2 separate regions of the Homo sapiens genome follow, and region 1 is linked to region 2. A link is an interaction called in ENCODE POLR2A ChIA-PET data of the cell type or tissue named here. Cell type or tissue: CD4-positive, alpha-beta T cell. All regions are shown on one strand.

Region 1 (4,000 bases), 68 kb before region 2:
GCTCCTCACTTCTCAGACGGGGTGGTTGCCAGGCAGAGGGTCTCCTCACTTCTCAGACGGGGTCTCGGCCGGGCAGAGGCGCTCCTCACATCCCAGATGGGGCGGCGGGGCAGAGGCACTCCCCACATCTCAGATGATGGGCGGCCGGGCAGAGACGCTCCTCACTTCCTAGATGTGATGGCGGCTGGGAAGAGGCGCTCCTCACTTCCTAGATGGGATGGCGGCCGGGCGGAGACGCTCCTCACTTTCCAGACTGGGCAGCCAGGCAGAGGGGCTCCTCACATCCCAGACGATGGGCGGCCAGGCAGAGACACTCCTCACTTCCCAGACGGGGTGGCGGCCGGGCAGAGGCTGCAATCTCGGCACTTTGGGAGGCCAAGGCAGGCGGCTGCTCCTTGCCCTCGGGCCCCGCGGGGCCCGTCCGCTCCTCCAGCCGCTGCCTCCCGGGCGGCCGAGGTGAAATATTTCTACAAGGAAAACTACAAAATATTGATGAAAGAAATTGTAGACGACACAAGCAAATGGAAAACTATCTTATTTAATGGATCAGAAGAATTAGTATCATTAAAATGACCATAATGCCCAAAACAATCTACAGATTTAATGCAATTTCCATCAAAATGCCAACATCGAGTTTCACAGAATTGGGGAAAAAAATCTTAAAATTTATATGGAACCAAAAAAAATCCCAAATAGTGAAAGCAATCCTAAGCAAAAAGAACGAAGCTGGAGGCATCACATTAACTGACTTCAAGCTACACAACAAAGCTACAAAAACACCATGGTACTGATACAAAAATAGACACATAGACAAGTGGAACAGAATAGAGAAGGCAGAAATAAAGCAGCATACCTATAACCAATTGATCTTCAACAAAGTCAACAAAAACAAGCTAATGGAAAAAGGATCCCTATTCAATAAATGATGCTGGGAAAACTGGCTAGCCATATGCAGAAGAGTGAAACAGGACCCCTATCTCTCATCATAAACAAAAAGCAACTCGAGATGAATCAAAGACATAAATGTAAGACTTGAAACTATAAAAATATTAGAAGAAAACCTAGGAAAAACTCTTCTGGACATTAGTCTAGGTAAAGAATTCATTACTAAGACCTCAAAAGCACAAGCAACAACAACAAAAATAGAAAAATGGGACTTAATTAACCTAAAAAGCTGCTGCACAGCAAAATAAATAATCAACAGAATGAACAATCTTCAGAATGGGAGAAAATATTCACAAACTATGTATCCAACAGGGGACTAATATCCAAAATTTACAAGGAATTCACATGACTCAAGAACAACAAAAAATCCAAGTAATCCCATTAAAAAGTGGGCAAAAACCATAAAAAGACATGTCTTCTCGAAAGAAGGCATACAAATGGCTAACAAACATATGAAAGAATGCTCATTATATCACTAATCTCAGAAAAATGCGAATTAAAACCACAATGAGATATCATCTCACACCAATAGGAATAACTATTATTAAAAAGTAAAAAAAAAAAAAAAAAAAGATGTTGGTGAAAACGTGAAGAAAAGGGAATGCTTATACACTTCTGGTGGCAATATAAATTAGTATAACAATTATGGAAAATAGTATGAAGAATTCGCAAAGAACTAAAAATAGAACTACCATTTGATCCAGCAATCACACTACTGGATGTATAACCAAAGGTAAAGAAATAATTATATCAAAAGATACCTACACTCATACTTATCTTAGCACTGTTCACAATAACATATGAAATCAACCTAAGTGTCCATCAGTCGATAATTAGATAAAGAAAATGTGGTATATACACCCAGCGTAATACTATTCAGTCATAAAAAGAATGAAATCATGTCTCTTGCAGCAGCAAGGATGGAACTGGAGGCCATTATCCTAAGTGAAGCAATTCACAAATAGAAAGTCAAGGCCGGGCACGGTGGTTCACCCATGTAATCCCAGAACTTTGGGAGGCTGAGGCAGGAGGATCATGAGGTCAGGAGTTCGAGACCAGCCTGGCCAATATGGCGAAACCCCATCTCTACTAAAAATACAAAAAAAAAAAAAAATTAGCTGCACGTGGTGGCAGGCACCTGTAATCCTAGCTACTCAGGAGGCTGAGGGAGGAGAATTGCTTGAACCCGGGAGGCAGAGGTTACAGTGAGCCAAGACTGTGCCATTGCACTCCAGCCTGGGCAACAGAGTGAGACTCCATCTCAAAAAAAAAAAGGTCAAATACCAAATGTTCTCAGTTATAAGTGGGAGCTAAATAGTATGTATACATGGACATGGAGTGTGGAACAATAGACATTGGAGACTTGGAATGGTGGGGCGTGGTGGTGACAGATGAGAAATTACTTATGTACATTATTCAAGTGATGGCTATATTAAAAGCCCAGACTTCAATACTATGTAATATATTCACGTAACAAAACTGCACTTATACCCCTTAAATTTATAAAAAGAAAAAAATTAGGGCCTACCCTAGTCGAATATGACCTCATCATAACTTGATTACATCTATTGTCTGTTATGTTTCGAAATAAGGTCACATTCACACGTACCAGGGATTAGGACTTCAACATATGTTTTTGGGAGGCCCACTTCAACTCATAGTAGTCCCCATCAACAATTCCAAAGCCCAAATCATGATCTCACCCTTAAAACTCTGCGTCAAACTTTCCATTCAGTTCATTCATTCATTTATTCAGCATTGCTAGGCTTAATTGTTGGTGCCAAAATAAGACAGTGAAAATCAAGAAAAACCATGAAAATCATTTGTGCAAGTCTGAAAGCATTTTATATGTTATCACATCCGCCCATTCCCAAATCCAAACAATTATCAAGTCTTGCTGACTTCATTTTTTGAATACGTCTCACATCCATTCCTTTTTTTTTTTTTTTCCAATTCCACCTCTACCTTCATCTCTGGAGTCCAAATTCTCATATTCTCCTGCCTGGACATCTGTAATAGCCTTCTAAATGCGAATCACATTTAATTCTCATTCTGTCTAATGAGTTACTACTCTAAGGTTAGATTTCCTCCTACAACCTCCCTCCCTGCCCAGACTTAAAACACTTCAATGATTTTCCAATATTTTTAGAGTAAAGCCAAACTTGAGTTGGGCACAGTGGCACGTGCCTGTAGTCCCAACTACTTGTGAGGCTGAGTCAGGAGCATATTTTGAGCCCATTCACTTAAGCCCAGGAGTGTCAGGCCATCCTGGGCAACATAACTCATCTCTTTAAAAAAAAGAATAAAGCCAAACTCCTCAACATGGCTGATGAAACTCTGGGTGGTGGACTTTACCCACTTGTCTAGCCTCGGCTCACACCATACCCCACCCCTCACTTCCTCAGCTCCAACCACATTGGTCTTCTTTCAGTCTCTCAAATTTTAAAATGTGTACAGATTGCTAGGGAATCTTGTTAAAATGCAGATTCTGGTTAAGTCAATCTGGAATTGTGCCTGAGAGTCTGCGTTTCTGATTAGCTCCCACGTGGTACAAAGGTTGATGGTCCAAAACTCTGTTTGAATCCGAAGGTTTGCCAGTTTCCGTGCTCCCTTGGCATATGCTTTTGCACATGTTCCTGGCTTTCCTCAACACTCTTTCCTCCTCTCTTCACTTGAACCCATTGTTCAGATCTCAATTATTATCTCTTCTCGTGGAAGTCTTCTCTGACCTTCCTGACTAGGCCAAATCCCCCCAATCCCAGTGCGAAGTCTCAGGGACTCTGTCTCTCCTTAGCACTTAGCATAGTTGAGTTCTATGTTTTCTGTGCACATTTTTAAAATCATATATTTGTCTCCCCCAAGACCATTGGCTCCATGATGGAGTGTCTGTTTCTGATTGCCATCGCATCCCCAGAATCCACATAGCATGGGGTTTTCAGATGAGACACTTAATAAATATTTGTTGAGGCACTTGGATCTCTCAGGTCGCCCACTTGGCCCTCTTCCAATTGTACGTTAATTCCTGCCACTTGTGGTAAAAGCTTTTTTTTTTTTT
Region 2 (4,000 bases):
TCACTACATTTATGTAAAGTTTTTAATGCAGGCAAATGCAAAGTACAGTAATAAAGATCAGAACAATCAGGCCAGGCGCAGTGGCTCACACCTGTAATCCGAGCACTTTGGGAGGCTGAGGCGGGCAGATCACCTGAGGTCAGGAGTTCAAGACCAGCCTGGGCAACAAGGCAAAACCCCGTCTCTAGTAAAAATGCAAAAATTAGCCGGGCATGGTGGTGTGCACCTGTAATCCTAGCTACTCAGGAGGATGAGGCAGGAGAATCGCTTGAACCTGGAGGTGGAGGTTGCAGTGAGTTGAAATCGTGCCACTGCACTCCAGCCTGGACAACAGAGTGAGACTCCATCTCAAAAAAAAAAAGGATCAGAACAATCAGTGGAAGGGAAATAAAAAGTGAAGTGACTGTGAGGGGAACCAAAGGGAGTGATGGCTCTACAGTTGCATACATTTGTTAAAATTCAAACAATACAGTAAAATGTTTGTGCTTACTGTATATAAATTACACCCCAATTAAAAAAAATTGCATACACATCTAGTAAGTCACAGGCAACTTATTTCCTGCTTCTGTATTGTTGGGAAACAGAGAATATTAAGTATCAGAGATAAGGTAAGATTATTACAAGAAATTGTCAGATAAGATCATTTATAGACTCCCTAAACCTGCAAAGCAAAACCATATAGACCCACTATTTAAAAAAATATAGCTACTTTTCAAAGCATCCACTCAAGCTAGCAGATAACAAAATACTTATTTTATTGTTGTAAAATTAAAAATAGTAGACAAGCATATATACAGTTCCCAAGCAGAGCAATACAAATATATAAATTATTGCAGTTTTCAAAGAAAATATAACAGCCAAATAATTGCCTACTTTTTTGAAACAAACTTGGTTTTTACCACAGCAGTTTCATTTTCTTTTTCCAAAAGTCTTAACACAATTTTGTAAAGTAAATTTCTAACACCAGAGAGATTAAGTTCAATGACCATAGTATACGCTACTGTTTTAAAGCAAGGTTCACACACACACACACACACACACACACACACACAAAATGGAACTGAACAAAAGTCACTACTTAATACTTTCTAAATTGCCTCTTTTGGAGGTACGGTGAAAGAAAAACATTCTAGATGCGTCTGAAAGAAACAAGGTACACACACTTACTAAAATTCCCCTTTGCTTTAGGTGTAGTTGAGGGAAGTTCAACTAATCTTTAAACCTTTTTTGGGAGAGGGCAATACTCATCTTCATGAATTTTTGTTTACTTTGGTAAACTTAAAATTGTGAAATAATTAAATATTATTAAAATGTATTAGTAATGTGGACTCAAACTAAAAAGAACAGGGAAAGTGTATGTTAACAAACTAGATGTTTTGGAGACTTGATATAATATGGTTCATATCAATGTTACCATAGCCAGAAGTTGCTTAATAGGTTAGACTGCACCATAATCAAGGCAATTATGAAAGGATGAAGTGAAATGAAAATACTGAGATGCAAGCATTATAGCCCTCCTCCAAGTTACCTTTATTTTGTGTGAGGGCTCTAGTATTCTGGTAAATAAACTCTTCCCTGCCCCATGACCACAAAACTTTACTTGGTAAGAATAAACTGTTGGGGGTTTTATCTCTTACTAATTCTCACCACAAATTTCCTCAAATAGTTACTCCCACCAACGTAAAAGTTAAAAATACAATCATACACTGAAACGGCATCAATTATCTTTGCCTTACATCTGAACAAAAAGTATTAACTTTTTTATAGCGTATTACACTTCTTAATAAGCACTTAGTAACAACATTTGTCAGTAAATGAACTGGCATACATCAGAAAAAGTTGACAATAGAAGAATTTTACATGGTACCATTTCAAATTTTCATGTACAAGTAACCCACTTTATGGTCACTAACCTGAACCTCCTAATAAGCTACACAAATAATTTACTCTTTAAAAATTCCTACTTTAGAGCATTTACATTTTATAATTTAATAATGAAAGCAGATTCTTCCAAAACAAAACAAAACCCAAACTGGGAAACATTAAAACACAAATAGATCTAAAAGCTTACTTTAAAAAAACTACAAAAATGGACTAACAAGCCTTACCAGTGTAAACACTAAGGTAAAAAATATATAAACAACATAAAGAAAACACAAAACCATTTTCAGTCATAAATATAGTAAAATGAAAAACCAAATCTCAAGATGCCTGTCAAGATATATTTGACTATATATTTTGACTATATTTCTGAAATCACTAACATGAACTTGACATTGAAAAAATAATCCTTAAATGTATATAAAAATGGGCACTTTGTGGTAAAATGAACATGTGTTTTGAAAAACTAAGAATGTGTCTTTGCTCCACCATTGTGCATAGTCAACGACACAACAAAACACTATTCTGCTGCCTGAATCATCTATTACTGGAGTCTCAAGTGCATGCCTTTTAAAAAAGACTAATTTAGATATTAATATGAGGATCAAAGGATAAGATGATAATCTCAAAGTAAAACATAATTGATTTTTAGCTTCATTATAAGGCTGAACTTTAAAGAGAACAACCTGTGTGGTCAAAAACACTTTTCTAATTTTTAAAACTCAATTTAACGTGTCAAATTATAAAACTGAACGTGAAAAAGATTTGTCTTATCTCACTCCCCTTAATCATATAAGCTCTGAAAATTTAGTAATGGATGACTGGCAGTCTGTTTTGCCACTTTTTAAACAGTAGTACATGAGATATGCTTCAAAACATTCTCAAAAATTACTAACAACTGTAGAGAATAGCCAAGTGTGGAAAACAATATTTGTGATATTTCATGTTCTCTTGTTAGAACTCAACTCTGTACCTGATACTTATATTTGCATACACAGTAATTGCATATTTGATTAAGAAAACTAACATAGGACTAAATTATAAGTTTACCAAACATTTGGATAAACTGCTGTGCAAAATACTTCAACAAAAAGTTTTTTTTACTAGGAACTCATCCAAATAAAGTAGTGTGAGTACCAGCACCACAAAGTTTTTTTTAAGAGCACCTCTCCTTTTTAGAGCTTAAGTAGAAATATCTAAATGGAATAAATCAGAGTCCCACTTAAGACCTTAGCACATGCACACGTTCATCCACTTGTTCCGTACTCATTAGCAAAGCTATGTATATTTGTCAGAAAACTCCTTTCTTTGGATAACACTGTTGTATTCAGGACTGCAACTTATGGCTCATATTCTGGAAATATGCTACTATTGATATCAAATGCAACATATCCCCAACTTTTATGACTGTCCCTAACTCATCTAAACACAAACCCAAATGTGTGCAAACACACTGGCTGGTAACAATCTTACTGAATTACGCCAAAAAAGAGTAAAGTCAAATTTGAAAATGTGGGAACAATTAAGCACTAAGATATTAATCAGGAAATGTATTTACCCAGCTTGTAAGTTTGAATATTTTGATATTGCACACATTTAATTTAAAGCTCATCAAAACTAAGGCAATGCATCCATACTCCCTGGATTTTAAATTCATTTTGCATGACTTAAAGAATTGAGAGAAATCGAAAGCATCTTTCAAAAATTCCCTCCAAAAAGTAATGTTATACTTCAAAGAAAAACAAAATCAACAGATATCAATTAATACCCTCAGGCCAATTTAACACGTCAGCATTACAAAAAGTTGTTTTCAATTAAACTGAAGTGTTTCTTTGCTTAAATACTTTCTTGTGTTCAACAACAAAATCTGACCCAAGCCAGGGTAGGCTGCCAAATTTAAGGCAAATGTCATTTATATCTTTATGCATGAAGCTGCCACGTTACTGGGCTTTTCAGCAGATACTTTCAAGCAAGGATCTACCTCATAAGTACATTCTAAACATGAGTTAAAAACAGAATTTAGAGCCCATTTTAATTCTGCATTGGTTATAGCCTTTACTGTAATACATTATTAAAATTTATCTAGCTGTTTGGCACAATCTGTTAGATAAAAACTCTT

The links. Peaks named below come from ENCODE experiments on the same cell type or tissue, not always from the same donor. Only the 100,000 strongest peaks of a DNase experiment are listed, where the experiment ranks them.
Region 1: POLR2A ChIA-PET joins it to region 2 with 5 read pairs; 3 of 35 experiments call an interaction of 5 or more read pairs at or near these places.

What each region holds. Positions count from the first base shown.
Region 1 is chr21:17,720,716-17,724,715 of GRCh38, forward strand. No RefSeq gene overlaps it. Among named protein-coding and RNA genes, the nearest start is that of C21orf91-OT1, 70 kb to the right of the region's middle. In CD4-positive, alpha-beta T cell, no CTCF peak of the experiment used is centred here; no DNase peak of the experiment used is centred here.
Region 2 is chr21:17,788,236-17,792,235 of GRCh38, forward strand. C21orf91 (chromosome 21 open reading frame 91) reads right to left here. Exons shown (of 5, transcript NM_001100420.2): 5 at 739-4,000. The region is part of intron 1 of C21orf91-OT1 (C21orf91 overlapping transcript 1); the gene reads right to left. All of the region lies in intron 2 of LOC124900465 (a long non-coding RNA gene), which reads left to right. Among named protein-coding and RNA genes, the nearest start is that of C21orf91-OT1, 2.3 kb to the right of the region's middle. In CD4-positive, alpha-beta T cell, no CTCF peak of the experiment used is centred here; a DNase peak (open chromatin) is centred at 1,592; H3K4me3 peaks cover 1,373 bases; H3K27ac peaks cover 2,669 bases.